Linked DNA regions of Homo sapiens: region 1 is linked to region 2. Evidence: read pairs that join two places in POLR2A ChIA-PET (ENCODE). Cell type or tissue: HepG2. All regions are shown on one strand. Each heading gives the region's core, and the rest is flanking DNA. Links, peaks and the distances in the headings are about the cores only.

What was found. ChIA-PET counts read pairs that join two places held together with the same protein. Peaks named below come from ENCODE experiments on the same cell type or tissue, not always from the same donor. Only the 100,000 strongest peaks of a DNase experiment are listed, where the experiment ranks them.
Region 1: POLR2A ChIA-PET joins it to region 2 with 7 read pairs; 8 of 35 experiments call an interaction of 5 or more read pairs at or near these places.

The regions. Positions count from the first base shown.
Region 1 is chr11:710,079-717,485 of GRCh38, forward strand. EPS8L2 (EPS8 signaling adaptor L2) reads left to right here. Exons shown (of 21, transcript NM_022772.4): 4 at 344-408. Among named protein-coding and RNA genes, the nearest start is that of EPS8L2, 7.6 kb to the left of the region's middle. RefSeq lists an enhancer at 1-558. In HepG2, for the core only: no CTCF peak of the experiment used is centred there; DNase peaks (open chromatin) are centred at 993 and 2,903.
Region 2 is chr11:583,346-591,214 of GRCh38, forward strand. PHRF1 (PHD and ring finger domains 1) reads left to right here. Exons shown (of 18, transcript NM_001286581.2): 4 at 3,914-4,119. Among named protein-coding and RNA genes, the nearest start is that of PHRF1, 11 kb to the left of the region's middle. RefSeq lists enhancers at 418-919, 920-1,419. In HepG2, for the core only: no CTCF peak of the experiment used is centred there; a DNase peak (open chromatin) is centred at 4,776.

The sequences.
Region 1 (7,407 bases), core at 741-5,740, 130 kb after region 2:
GGCAGCTCTCAGAGTGGGAAGAAGCCGGGCTGGGACCCCCTTCCTGTCCCCTCACCCTCCGGGACAGAAACCCCCCGGGCACAGGCTGCTGGTCCCCACTCCACTCAGAGCAAGCCCATCGCCTTCTCCGAGCTGCGTCCTTCTCCAAGGGGGCTTCCCTGGAGGGAGGGAGGGGGCTTCCTGCAGGTCCTGATTTCACACCCACATCCTTCCTGGTGGCCAAGAGGTCCACGGAGCAGCCTCCCTCCGCTTGACTCCACCTTCCCTTGTGGGTCCAGTCCCAACTGGACGGGAGGCTGTGGGTCCTGCCCGTCGGGGGAGTGACTGGTGTCTCCCGGTTCAGAGCAGAGGAAGAAGTATTCCAACTCCAACGTCATCATGCACGAGACCTCGCAGTACCACGTCCAGGTAAGGCCCCGCCCCCAGGTAGGCTCCGCCCCCAGGGAGCACCCTCAGGACATGGCTGTCCTCAGGTTCTCGTCTCCACAAAAAATAAAATAATTAGACGGGCATGGTGGTGCCGGCCTGTAGGCCCTGCTACTGGGGAGGCTGAGGCGAGGGGGTCACTTGAGCCCGGGAGGCGGAGGCTGTAGTGAGCCAAGATCGCACCACTGCACTCCAGCCTGGGCACCTGGGTGACAGAGCTAGACCCTGTCTCAAAACGAAAGAGAGAAAGAGAGAAAGAGAGAAAGGGAGGAAGGGAGGAAGGGAGGAAAGCTCCAGGGAGAGTGGTCAGCCCAGCTTCTGACACCCACGGGGCCGGGGGAGGCCAGAGCCAGAACTGCCCACACTGTCCCGGGCTCAGCCACGGGGCCGGGGAAAGCGCCCCTCTGGTTCCAGTCCTGGGAACTCGCGGCCTGGGGGGTGAGGCAGCCCAGGGTGTGCCGGGAAAACACTGTGGCTGCTGCCCAGCCCTGGATGGGAAGAGCCCCTGGAGGAGATGATCATCCTGGCCCCAAAACGAGGAACTGTATCGGGAGGGAGCAGGCAGAACAAAGACGCCCTTGATGGGGGATTCAGGGAGGCCCGGGCTGCTTCTCAGGGCTCAGACGGGGCTGCCTGCACGCGCCGGACCAGCCGCCAGCCCTGAGGGCTTTTCTGTTCTCCTAGGTCAGTTTCATTGACACGGAGAACTCAGGAAATGTTTTTTTGGGGGGTTTTGTGTGCGTGTGTGCGTGTGTGCGTGCGTGCGTGTGTGTGTGTGTGTGTGTGTCTTTTTTTCTTCCTTTCTTTCTCTCTCTCTCTGTCTCTCTCTTTTCTTTTCTTTCTTTCATTTTGAGACAGGGTCTAGCTCTGTCACCCAGGTGCCCAGGCTGGAGTGCAGTGGTGCGATCTTGGCTCACTACAGCCTCCGCCTCCTGGACTCAAGTGATCCCCTCACCTCAGCCTCCCCAGTAGCTGGGCCTACAGGCTGGCCCCACCATGCCCATCTAATTATTTTATTTTTTTGTGGAGATGGAAGTCTCCCTATGTTGCCCAGGCTGGTCTCAAACTCCTAGGCTCAAGCAATCCTCCCCCCTCCTAGCCAGGCCTGGTAGTGTGAGCTCGTAGTCCAGCTACTTGGGAGGCTCAGGCAGGAGGATCCCACCACGGCCCTCCAGCAGCCTGGGCAACAGAGTCTTAGGCCAGGCGCGGTGGCTCACGCCTGTAATCCCAGCACTTTGGGAGGCTGAGGTGAGTGGATCATCTGAGGTTAGGAGTTTGAGACCAGCCTGACCAACATGGCAAAACCTCATGTCTACTGAAAATACAAAATTAGCCAGGCGTCGTGGTGCATACCTATAATCCCAGCTACTCGGGAGGCTGAGGCAGGAGAATCACTGGAACCCAGGAGGCGGAGGTTGCAGTGAGCCGAGATCACACCACTGCACTCCAGCATGGGCAACAGAGCGAGACTCCATCTCAAAAAAGAGAAAAAAAAAAGGGACCAGGCGCGGTTGTTCATACCTGTAATCCCAGCACTTTGGGAGGCCGAGGCGGGTGGATCACCTGACGTCAGGAGTTCGAGACCAGCCTGACCAACATGGTGAAACCCCATCTCTACTAAAACTACAAAACTTAGCTGGACGTGGTGGTGGGAGCCTGTAGTCCCAGCTACTTGGGAAGCTGAGACAGGAGAATCACTAGAACCCGGGAAATGGAGGTTGCAGTGAGCCGGGATTGCGCCACTGCACTCCAGCCTGGGGGACAGGGCGAGACTCCATCTCAAAAGGAAAAAAAAAAAGGCCCCTGCGCCTGGGTACGAGCTGGGCTCCCGGTTGTGGTCCAAGCCTGGGTGCGAGCTGGGCTCCCGGTTGTGGTCCAAGCCTGGGTGCGAGCTGGGCTCCCGGTTGTCGTCCAAGCCTGGGTGCGAGCTGGGCTCCCGGTTGTCGTCCAAGCCTGGGTGCGAGCTGGGCTCCCGGTTGTCGTCCAAGCCTGGGTGCGAGCTGGGCTTCCGGTTGTGGTCCAAGCCTACAGGACTAGGAAAAGGAGGGAGGGTGAGGGAGCCTGGAGCTGGGTCCTCCTGCAGGACCAGTCCTTTCTGCCACAAACAGCCCTGGCTGGGGGCCCAAAATGCCCCCTGGTTCCCCCTTGCTGTCCTCCACACCTGCAGAGGTGAGACAGGTCACTACTCTTTGAGCCTCAGTTTCCTCGTCTGTACAATGGGTCCAAAGAGCCATCAGGAGTCCCTGAGCTCTTGAATCGGGCTGTTTTGGGTGACCAGGGCCCTCCCAGCAGCCTGGGCAGCTAGACCCTGCATACAGCCAGGCTGGTGACTTCGGCCAGCTCAGTGTCCAGGGGAAGGCACAGAGCAGTGGCCGAGTTCACTTTAGTCCCCTCTTCCTGGGCAGCTCCACCACCTTTCTCAGGGACTCTGCCCTCTTCGGGAGGAGCCTGGGGCCTCTCAGCCTGGCTCCTGGACTTTGGCCCCAGCTGGCCTGGCCTGGCCCCCAGCCAGCAGGAGCCTCGTCTGCCCAGAGGCCAACAGAGTGAGGAGTGGAGGGTGGGTGGGGCTTTCCTGCCTCTCCCCGATGAGGACACTGGGGACCAGAGAGAGGGTGAGAGTCTGGTGGGAAGTCTCTCCAGCCAGGTGGGGGCCGGATCAGATTGGCCCTGACAGTGGGTGGGGGGCACCTGAGCCCGGGTCCATGGTTTGCTTTTTTCTAAGTTATCACACAGTAAAAGCCATGTGTACGTGGGGGTGTGGTTCTGTTGCCACCATAGTCGACCCATCAGCCCCATCACTCCAAACCTGTGAATCCCCGACCTTGGTGGCTACCCCCAACCTCTGGCAACACCTGCCTGCCTTCATCACCACAGTTTCTGTTTGTTTGTGTGTTTGAGACGGAGTCTCGCTCTGTCACCCAGGCTGGAGTGCAATGGCGCGATCTCAGCTCACTGCAACCTCTGCCTCCCAGGTTCAAACCATTCTCCTGCCTCAGCCTCCTGAGTAGCTGGGACTACAGGCGCCCGCCACCACGCCTGGCTAAATTTTTTTTTCTCTGAGACAGAGTCTCACCCTGTCACCTAGGCTGGAGTGCGGTGGCGTGATCTTGGTTCACTGCAACCTCCGCCTCAAGGGTTCAAGTGATTCTCCTGCCTCAGCCTCCCCAGTACCTGGGATTACAGGCACGCACCACCACACCCAGCTAATTTTTTATATCTTTAGCAGAGATGGGGTTTCACCATGTTGGCCAGGCTGGTCTTGAACTCCTGACCTCAATTGATCCACCCACCTCAGCCTCCCAAAGTGGTGGGATTACAGGCGTGAGCCACCGTGCCTGGCCTAATTTTTGTATTTTTAGTACAGATGGGGTTTCACCATGTTGGCCAGGCTGGTCCCCAACGCCTGACCTCAAGTGATCCACCTGTTTTCACTATGTTGGCCAGGCTGGTCCCCAGTGCCTGACCTCAGGTGATCCACCTGCCTCCCAAAGTGCTGGGATGACGGACTGAGTCACTGCGTCCGGCCTCCATCATTGTGGTTTGATAAGTGGAAATTAATTTTTATGATGTCCATTCGTATGTGTTTTTCTTTTATGGTTTAGGGTTTTTGGCATCCTAAGAAGTCATCCTTTGACCAAATTTCTGGAGATTTCTTCCGTGTTTTCTTTTATTTTTTGTAAATTAGGAATTCACTGTGGAAGTTCCTGTGTTTTCTTTTTCTTTTCTTTTTTCTTTTTTTTTTTGAGGTGGAGCTTTGCTGTGTCACCCAGGCTGGGGTGCAGTGGCGTGATCTTGGTTCACTGCAACCTCCACCTCTTGGGTTCAAGCAATTCTCCTGCCTCAGCCTCCTGAGTATCTGGGATTACAGGAATCCATCACCATGCCCGGCTCATTTTTTGTATTTTCATCAGAGATGGGGTTTCACCATGTTGGCAAGGCTGGTCTCGAACTCCTGATCCCAGGTGATCCACCAGCCTTAGCCTCCCAAAGTGCTGGGATTACAGGCGTGAGCCGCCGCGCTGGGCCAGTTCCTGTGTTTTCTTTTGGATGCTTCCCAGTGTAGGCTTTTGCGTTTAGGGCCAGGATCCATTTTATTTTATTTTATTTTATTTTATTTATTTTTTTATTTAATTTTTAAATTTTATTTTATATTTATTTTATTTTATTTTATTTTTTTTTGAGACAGTCTCAATGTACTGGACCACACTGATTGACTGTTTTGAATGTTGAACCAGCCTAATCCTCATTTATTCCAAGTGTGTGATCCTTTTTCCTGTGTTGAGGGACTGATGTGGTAATATTGTTGTTAGGGGTATTTTGTGTTGATGTCCATTAGAGGTACTGGTCTGTAATTTTCGTATAATGCCTATGGCAGGTTGTGTGGCAGGGTTATGTTGGTTTTATAAAATGGGTGGGGAAGTATTCCCTCCTCTTCTGTTTTCAGAAAGAGTTTGTGGGCCGGGCGCGGTGGCTCATGCCTGTAATCCCAGCACTTTGGGAGGCTGAGGTGGGCAGATCACAAGGTCAGGAGATCAAGACCATTCTGGCTAACATGGTGAAACCCCGTCTCTACTAAAAATACAAAAAATTAGCCAGGTGGGATGGCGGGTGCCTGTAGTCCCAGCTACTCGGGAGGCTGAGGCAGGAGAATGGCGTGAACCCCGGAGGCGGAGCTTGCAGTAAGCTGAGATTGCGCCACTGCACTCCAGCCTGGGAGACAGAGTGAGACTCTGTCTCAAAAAAAAAAAAAGAGTTTGTGAAAGCTTGTTATTGTTTCTTCCTTAGATATTTGTTAGGATTTGCCAGTGCTGCCCTCGGAGCACAGGATTTTCTTTGTGGGAAGGTTTCGGTTATTAATCCCCTCTCCTGCCTGTAAGATCTGTAGTGATGCCCCCTCTTTTGTTCTGGTTTTTGAGAATTTGTGTTTTCTCTAGTATTTTTCTTGATCAGGCTTGCTAGGGATTTACCAAGTTTATTAACCTTCTCATAACTAACTTTGGGCTCTGTTGATTTGTGTCTGTCAGTAGTCTGTGTAAAGTGCGTTGACCTCCTCTTAATTTTCTACCTTCCACTTACTGTGGGTTTTATTTGATTCACTTTATCTTTTTCTTTTGTTTTTTTTTTTTTTTTTTTTGAAATGGAGTCTTGCTCTGTCGCCCAGGCTGGAGTGCAGTGGCACGATCTTGATTCACTGCAAGCTCCGCCTCCTGGGTTCACGCCATTCTCCTGCCTCAGCCTCCCAAGTAGCTGGGACTACAGGTGCCCACCACCACGCCCAGCTAATTTTTTGTATTTTTAGTAGAGACGGGGTTTCACCGCGTTAGCCAGGATGGTCTCGATCTCATGACCTCACGATCCGCCTGCCTCGGCCTCCTAAAGTGCTGGGATTACAGGCATGAGCCACCGCGCCCGGCATTGATTCACTTTTCCTACCTGCTTAAGGTGAAACCTTAGATTATTTATCTTTTTTTTTTTTTTTTTTTTCTGAGATGGAGTCTCACTCTGTCACCCAGGCTGGAGTGCACTGGTGCAATCTCAGCTCACTGCAACCTCCGCCTCCTGGGTTCAAGCGATTCTCCTGCCTCAGCCTCCCAAGTAGCTGAGGTTACAGGCATGCACCACCATGCCTGGCTAATTTTTGTGTGGGGTTTTTTTTTTTTTTGAGACAGAGTCTCGCTCTGTCACCCAGGCTGGAGTGCAGTGGCACCATCTCAGCTCACAGCAAGCTCCGCCTCCCAGGTTCATGCCATTCTCCTGCTTCAGCCTCCTGAGTAGCTGGGACTACAGGCGCCCGCCACCCCGCCCGGCTAATTTTTTGTGTTTTTAGTAGAGATAGGGTTTCACCGTGTTAGCCAGGATGGTCTTGATCTCCTGACTTTGTGATCTGCCTGCCTCAGCCTCCCAAAGTGCTGGGATAATTTTTGTATTTTCAGTACAGACAAGAGTTTTGCCATGTTGGCCCAGCTGGTCTCAAACTCCTGATCTCAAGTGATCCACCCTCCTTGGCCTCCCAAAGTGCTGGGATTACAGGCGTGAGCCACCGTGCCTGGCCAGATTATTGATCTTAAGTCTTTCTTCTTTTCTAAGATATTCATGGAAAGCTCTACATTCTCCTTGCAGCACTGGTTTAGTTGTATTCCACAAATTGTGATATGTATGTTCAGAATGCTTTCTAGTTTTCTTGTGACTTCATCTTTGATGCATGGGTTATTTAGAAATATGTTGCTTTGTTTCTAAACATTTGGGGATTTTCTGGTTTTATTTTTATTATGGGTTTCTACCTTAATTCTGTTATGATCAAAAAACATATTCTGTACTGTTGCAGTCACTTGAGATTTACTGAGACTTGTTCTGTGGCCCAGCAGCCTGGTTTTTCTTGTTTGGTTGTATTGTGTGTTTCAGGTTTTACTCTGCCTCTCGCAGAGAGATGAGTGGCCTCATAGTCCCTTGCGTGTTTCTGCACACTTATTTTATTTATTTATTTATTTTTGAGACAGAGTCTCGCTCTGTTGCCCAGGCTGGAATGCAATGGCACGATCTCGGCTCACTGCAATCTCTACCTTCCGGGTTCAAGTGATTCTCTTAACTCAGCCTCCTGAGTAGCCGGGGTTACAGGCGCCCACCACCACGCCGGGCTAATTTTTGTATTTTTAGTAGAGACGGGGTATCACCGTGTTGGTCAGGCTGGTCTCGAACTCCTGACCTTGTGATCCACCTGCCTTGGCCTCCCAAAGTGCTGGGATTACAGGCATGAGCCACCGTGTCTGGCCCTGTGCCCACTGTAACCTGTTGGATCTGCCCACTTCTTTAACCTGTTGATGGACATGTAGGCTGGGTCCAGTCTTTATTATTACAAATAGTTCTGCATTGAGCAGCCTGGTACCGATGCCACATTTTGCACGTGTGCAGATTACCTGTAGTAGAATTGGGAGGGGATGGTGTGTGCAGCTTTAGAGGTGCCACTGGCCTCTCCCCAGAGAG
Region 2 (7,869 bases), core at 1,700-6,699:
AAACAAAAAAACCCCACCAAAATTAGCCGGGCGTGGTGGTGCGTGCCTGTAATCCCCACTACTCAGGAGGCTGAGGTTGGAGGATCGCTTGAGCCCAAGAGGTCGAGGCTACAGCGAGCTGAGATCACGCCACCACACTCCAGCCTGGGCCACAGAGCGAGACTCTGTCTCAAAAAGATAAAAAATTCTCAGCTCACTTACAATTGGCTGATGGTTGTGCCCTTGAACTTCTTTTGAGAGAACAATGTTCCAAAGGGCAGGTCTGCGCTGGGTGTGGTGGCCCAGGCCCATGGTCTCAGCTACGCAGGAGGCTGAGGTGGGAGGACCCTTGAGCCCAGGAAGTTGAGGCTGCATTCCAGCCTGGGTGTTGGAGCGAGACGTTATCTCAAACAAAACAAAGGGGAGACAAGTCCGTGGGGTGCGCTGGTGGTACCTCCTTCCTTGTCCCCTGTTGCCATCACCCTCGGTGGTGCACAGCCTGTGAGGCCACCAAGGAGGTGGCCCTGCCCCGGCCCTGCTGTGGTTGCTTCCTCAGAGGGAGGCCGAGCTCAGGCTCAGAACTTTGCCTTTCCACTACTTTCCTTCTGACATCACCCTTGGGCTGGAAAATCCATGGTCCTCAAGTGGCTACTGTGATCTGTGTGTAGCAGTCTTTCTGCATAGCCCTGTGGTTATCAGGGTTAGAATGTTCCAGAAAGGTAACACTCCTGTTTGAGACTGTTGGTAAGGGAATGGCACTCATGGCCTGAGCCAATGTGTGTTGGCCGTGTCCTTCCAGAGTTCGATGTTTAGCTCTGCACGTGCTCTGCGGGTCTGCTTGGGTCTGCAGGTCCTGAGGGGCTTCCCTGCTCCCTCCCAGCATCAGGTTAGGGCTCTGGTTCATCTGTAGTAGGTCTCCGCACCAGTTCTGGCGTTGCCAGGGCTGAAAGTGTGGGCCGTCAGGGCCGCCAGGTGACTCTGTCCTTGAGATCCTGAGGGCACATTGGATGCCAGAGACTCTGGGTTGGGGGCTGGAGTGAAGGTGGCGGGAGCCTCAGCAGGGCCCCCACCGTGTCTGCGCTCACCTTCTAGCAGCAAACAGTGCGCCAAGCAGCAGCTGGGGGACAGGGTCATAGACACTGAGAGCTGTGGGCGTCCAGGGGAGGGGCAGGCTCCATGGACCTGGGGTGGGGAGAGGCTTCTGGAGAATCCAAGCTGCCACCTGAGGGGCAGGAGGAGGTGGCTGGGCAGAGGCGGCAGGCCAGGACGGGGGAGCTGTGAAGAGACAGGTTTATGGAGACCTGGAGCCCCTGAGGGCTGAGCGCCCCGAAGGAAGGGGATGGGAAGGCACTGGAGAGGTGTTGGTATAGCCACTGTGAACACTTCTTTTTATTTCTCCAGGACCTTTTTTTTTTTTTTTTTTTTTTTTTGAGACCGAGTTTCACTCTTGTTGCCCAGGCTGGAGTGTAGTGGCGCAATCTCGGCTCACTGCAGCCTCTGCCTCCCGGGTTCAAGCGATTCTCCTGCCTCAGCCTCTCGAGTAGCTCGGATTACAGGCGCGCACCACCATGCCTGGGTAATTTTTGTATTGTTATTCGAGATGGGGTTTCACCATGTTGGCCAGGCTGGTCTTGAACTCCTGACCTCAGGTGATCCACCCGCCTTGGCCTCCCAAAGTGCTGGGATGACAGGCATGAGCCACCGCGCCTGGCCAGGACTGTTTTTTAAACATGAAGAAGTAGCCAGTGGGTCCCTAACTGGTGGGAAACATGTTGAGGAGGGAGTTATTCCACGAGCAACACCCACGTTGCTGGGGCTTGGGAGCTTTCGTTCTCATTGCTTTTCCCACCCTGGTGTTTCCTGCTGGAAATCACTTGTTACACTGCCCTTTCCAGCTTGAGGTAGTAGCCCTTTCCAGCTTGAGGTAGTAGCCCTTTCCAGCTTGAGGTAGTAGCCCTTTCCAGCTTGAGGTAGTAGCCCTTTCCAGCTTGAGGTAGTAGCCCTTTCCAGCTTGAGGTAGTAGCCCTTTCCAGCTTGAGGTAGTAGCCCTTTCCAGCTTGAGGTAGTAGCCCTTTCCAGCTTGAGGTAGTAGCCCTTTCCAGCTTGAGGTAGTAGCCCTTTCCAGCTTGAGGTAGTAGCCCTTTCCAGCTTGAGGTAGTAGCCCTTTCCAGCTTGAGGTAGTAGCTCTTTCCAGCTTGAGGTAGTAGCCCTTTCCAGCTTGAGGTAGTAGCCCTTTCCAGCTTGAGGTAGTAGCCCTTTCCAGCTTGAGGTAGTAGCCCTTTCCAGCTTGAGGTAGTAGCCCTTTCCAGCTTGAGGTAGTAGCCCTTTCCAGCTTGAGGTAGTAGCTCTTCAACTCTTTTTTTTTTTTTTTTTTGAGGTCGAGTCTCGCTCTGTTGCCCAGGCTGGAGTGCAGCAGCACGATCTCAGTTCACTGCAAGCTCTGCGTCCCAGGTTCACGCCATTCTCCTGCCTCAGCCTCCCAAGTAGCTGGGACTATAGGCACCTGCCACCGCGTCCAGCTAATTTTTTGTATATTTATTTATTTATTTATTTTTGAGACGGAGTCTTGCTCTGTTGCCCAGGCTGGAGTGCAATCGTGCAGTCTAGGCTCACTGCAACCTCTGCTTCCCAGGTTCAAGCGATTCTCCTGTCTCAGCCTCCCAAGTAGCTGGGATTACAGGCACACGCCACCACACCCGGCTATTTTTGTATTTTTTGTAGAGACGGGGTTTCACCATGTTGGCCAGGCTGGTCTCAAACCCCTGACCTCAGGTGATCCACCTGCCTCAGCCTCCCAAAGTACTAGGATTACAGGCTTGAGCCACCACGCCTGGCAATTTTTTGTACTTTTAGTAGAGACGGGGTTTCACTGTTAGCCAGGATGGTCTCTATCTCCTGACCTCGTGATCTGCCCACCTCAGCCTCCCAAAGATGCCGGGATTACAGGCGTGAGCCACCACGCCCGGCCAGTAGCTCTTCAACTCTTAACATGAAAGATGGGAACTTAAAACTCTTCTGCTGCCTCCCTCGCAGCTCTCACTTCTCCCAGCCTCTTTAACAGTGTAAATATTTCTGTTCTGGGTGTGTCTTTCCCTTTGCCAGATAACAGAGGGTCCTGGCAGTGATGCCCCAGTGCTGGCAGGGTCCTGCCCACATGCGTGGAACCGGGAGGGTTTGGAGGGTTTCGGGCCTAGGAGGAACCTGCCACCCACACCGAGTCTGCTCCTCTTCCCATGTGAACTTGTGTTCTGTTTACTTTAGCGTTGTTTCATTGGAGTTTGGTACAAAGAAGATAGCAGTGCACGTATGGGCTCTGCCGTGTTGAACTCGGAGCATCTCCCTGCTCCCTGCTGGTCAAGGTGTAGCCTCAGAACCACTCCGAATTGGCCAGAACGGTTGTGGTTAGTGGCCCAGTTAGGAGTCTGTGCTCTGCCTCCCACAGGGAGGAGGAACAGGCAACCTCAGAAGGAAGTCCCTTCCGCGGGCAGAGGGTTTGTGGTCCTCATGCTTTGAGAAGGGGGCGTTGGAAATGGGGGCTGCTGTCAGGGGGCTGCTGCACTGAGGGGCTCGCTTGGAGGCTCTGAAATGAACCTGATGGTCTCTGGGACCTGTGCTAGGCCCCAGGGCTGCCCTGCCTCTCGAGGTCTGCCTCAGCCCCAGGCTCAGCTTAGAGGAGCTGGTCTGGCACTCAGGACGCTCAGCTTCCCGCCCCTCGGTGCAGGGCACCCGAGGCTTCAGGTTAGGTGCAGGGCAGGGCTCCCAGGGTTGTGGATGTGCTGAGCGTGGACGTGGAGGTAAGTGGCAGGAGCCTGCGGGGAGGTGGGCTGTGCATTGCCGACCTGGTGTCCTGAGCGCAGCCTGGGCCCGCTTGCCTCCAGTGCCGCGGTTCACGCTGCCCATCCTGCTTGCACCAGCTGGCATGTTTCCTCTCCAGGTTCCGAGGATTCTGAAGACGACGGGGAGACATTGCTGGAGGTAGCGGGTACTCAGGGGAAACTGGAAGCCGCTGGCTCTTTCAATTCTGATGATGATGCAGAGAGCTGCCCAATCTGTCTCAACGCATTCAGAGACCAGGCCGTGGGGACGCCGGAGAACTGTGCCCATTACTTCTGCCTGGACTGCATTGTCGAATGGTCCAAGGTGAGTTCACCTCTGGTTGGGTGCTTCCTCCCTTCAGGATGGCCTCCCTGTTTATAGGTGACCCAGCCTGTGTTCAGCCTCTTGTGAGGTTCTAGTTGTCTGCTCTGCGGCTGACCCTGGGGCCACAGGATTGAGTCTGGCTTGGTCTTTGCTTTGTGAGCACCATGGCTCTTGGGGGTGTGGGTGAGCTCATGTGAGGCGTTTGTGGTGTATTGGTCAGGGGCAGGAGAGAGGATGGCCGTGGGTCTCCCAGGACCAGCTGCAGAAACCCTGGTTGACATAGGGGCCATCTTGGCCTGCAAGCCAGAGGCAGGTGTGCTGTGGTGCGTGGTCACTTTGCTGCCTTGACATGTGGTTCTCTCAGTTGATACAGAAAACACCGGTACGATTTGGCATTCATTCACAATAACTGGCATCAAAAGAGACTGTCCTTAAAACAGGTGAATAGAGTTTACCGTAAACGTGCAGTGTATTTTATATTTCAAAATGAACTTTTAGAAGCAGTCAGCTCCCCCCTCCCTTTCTGAATATTGTGAAAAATGTCAGAAAAGGAGAGCTTGCAGTCTGAGGATGACTCATGAGTCCCCGACCTCTGTACTCAGGGCTCAGCTCCGACACCACTACCTCTTGACTCCCTCCCCTCCCTGCGATTGCACCAGCAGCCCGTGCTGTCCCCGGCTCTCTTCAGGACCGTGACCTCACCCAGGGTTCCTAGTGACTGGGTCCTCCTGTTCTGTTTCACTGAGTAGCTGAAAACTGCCTGTATGCTTAGTTTGAAGCAGGACCCAGACATTCCTCATGCTGCTGGTGGTGGCAGGCTGTGATGTCACCCAAAGTCTGGCTCTGGTACTTCCTGTTCCTGTTCTGTTGTGGTGGGTCCACAGCACACAGTAGATTCAGACTTAGACTTTTCTTTTTTTTTTTGTTTTTTTGAGACGGAGTTTTGTTCTTGTTGCCCAGGCTGGAGTGCAATGGCGCGATCTTGGCTCACCACAACCTCCACCTTCCGGGTTCAAGCGATTCTCCTGCCTCAGCCTCCCGCGTAGCTGGAACTGTAGGTGCCCACCACCACGCCAGGGCAATTTTGTATTTTTAGTAGAGACAGGGTTTCACCATGTTGGTCAGGCTGGTCTTGAACTCCCAACCTCAGGTGATCCACCCGTCTCGGCCTCCCAAACTGCTGGGATTACAGGCGTGAGCCACCACGCCCGGCCATTTTTATTTTTATTTTTTTTTGTAGATTTTTCTTTTGGCAAGTGAAGCTTTCATTTAAATTGAGGAACAAGATACAGTGTTTGCTATGTATTTTCTGTCTGGCATTTATTAGATAAATATTGGGCAGAAGAGGGCATTTGCAAACAAGTTTGTCAGTATAGAAATCTTACAAATGGAACCGGGTGCAGTGGCTCACGCCTGTAATCTCAGCACTTCGGGAGGCCAAGGTGGGTGGATCATGAGGTCAAGAGATCAAGACCATCCTGGCCAACATGGTGAAACCCTGTGTTTACTAAAAATACAAAAATTATCCGGGCGTGGTACCACGTACCTGTAGTCCCAGCTACTCGGGAGGCTGAGGCAGGAGAATCACTTGAACCTGGGAGTTGGAGGTTGCAGTGAGCTGAGATTGCACCACTGCACTCCAGCCCGGCGACAGAGCAAGACACTGTCTCAAAAAAAAAAAAAGGAGAACTCTTACAGATGAACTGTTAAAATGCTGCTTAGCGAGATTATTGGATACGAGGTTAATAAAGATTAAAATTGTGTTTAGAAATAAGTCATAAGGAGACGTGTAAGACATTTAAAGAGCTTTTCTAACACAGCCGTGACTGAAGCAAGGCCCCTTCCCTTTCGAGACATCTTGCTCCATAGAGAGGTTGAGGATGCTGATTCCGTCCTTCCCAGCAGGAGTTCAGGGTGCTTGATGTGTTGTGAAGTCAACACAGGAGGACAGGAAGGCACCAAGAATTGCCAAGATAGCTTTGAAAAGGGGAGAAATTGCCTACTGGATATTATGATTTATAAAACTACAGGGATTGAACTGGAACCGGTCCAGGAATGGAAACCAGTCCCAGGGGTTTTGCAGGGGCTTAGAAGAGGCCTGGACACACTCGGGGGGGCAGGAGGCGCCTGTGGGGCAGGTCAGCTGGGGGCTGCTCACAGCACACACACGATGCCGGACGGAGTCAAGATCTCGGACTAGAAAGCAAAGCTGAACCTTTGAAAAGAAAGCATGGGTAGCTCTGTGATAAGAAAAGAGAAGGATTTCCTAAACAGTCTGAGAGAGTGTCTGCAAACGGGCACGGAGCATGTCAGGCTCAGCCTGAGAGGGTGTCTGCAAACGGGCACAGAGCGTGCGGGGCTCAGCCTGAGAGAGAGTCTGCAAACGGGCACGGAGCGTGCGGGGCTCAGCCTGAGAATGTCTGCAAACGGGCATGGAGCGTGCAGGGTTCAGCCTGAGAGGGTGTCTGCAAACGGGCACGGAGCGTGCGGGGCTCAGCCTGAGAGTCTGCAAACGGGCACGGAGCGTGTGGGGCTCAGCCTCAGAGAGTGTCTGTAAACGGGCATGGAGCGTGCGGGGCTCAGCCTGAGAATGTCTGCAAACGGGCATGGAGCGTGCGGGGCTCAGCCTGAGAATGTGTGCAAACGGGCACGGAGCGTGCAGGGTTCAGCAGCAGGGCTCCTCTGGGAACCCCAGTCCCACCATGGGGGGTGCTGCCGCACACCCCTGGAGCTGGTCGGTAGGAGGGCACCCCAGACTCCAGAGGTGGGGGTGTCACACGTACAACCTCAAAGGCCATGTATTCCTGGGTGTTTACCCAAGAGAAACAGGAGTGCGCCCACACGAAGACACGTCCATCGATGTTCACCACGGGGGAATGGACACGTGGACCATTTGTGTGGCAGTGTCTCTTCAGTGCTAGGGAGGGCAGAATGCCATGAGCAGAGTCCATGCTGCGGCTCCAATCCTGAGAAACCCCAGGGAAGACGTACCTAACCACACCCCTGAGACAACAGGAAGAAACAGTCAGGTGGGAGAGGGAAGGGCCCGAAGACCAGGGTGGGTACTCCACAGGTTGTATATTTGTCAGAGCCGATTGAATTATTCAGTTAAAATCAGTGTTTTCTTGTGTATGGTGTACCTTAATAAAGCCAACATAAAGATCTTATGTGGGTCAGAACACTATTAATAAAGGCAAAAATAAATTTGCAACGTATACCTGACTGTTATCCATACTATGAAAGTAAATTTTTTTTTGAGATGGAGTTTGGCTCTTGTCACCCAAGCTGGAGTGCAGTGGCGCCATCTCGGCTCACCGCAACCTCAGCCTCTCGGGTTCAAACGATTCTCCTGCCTCAGCCTCCCGAGTAGCTGGGGTTACAGGTATGCGCCACCACACCTAGCTAATTTTGTATTTTTAGTAGAGGCGGGGTTTCTCTGTGTCAGTCAGGCTGGTCTCGAACTCCCGACCTCAGGTAATCTGCCTGCCTCGGCCTCCCAAAGTGCTGGGATTACAGGTATGAGCCCCTGCTCCCGGCCTATGAAAAGAAATTCTAAAAATTTACTAGTGAATGTCCAACAATCTTTTGGAAAAGTTAGCAGAAGACTTGAACAGGCTCGCCGCAGAGGGGCCTGTGCACAATGCCGCCCCCACGCCTGTCCTTCCTCCCTTTATTGTTCTTACTTGTCACTGAGATGCTACGCGTTCATGGAGCTGCTCTTTCCTCCCCGCTAGGGCTGGCAGCTCTGCA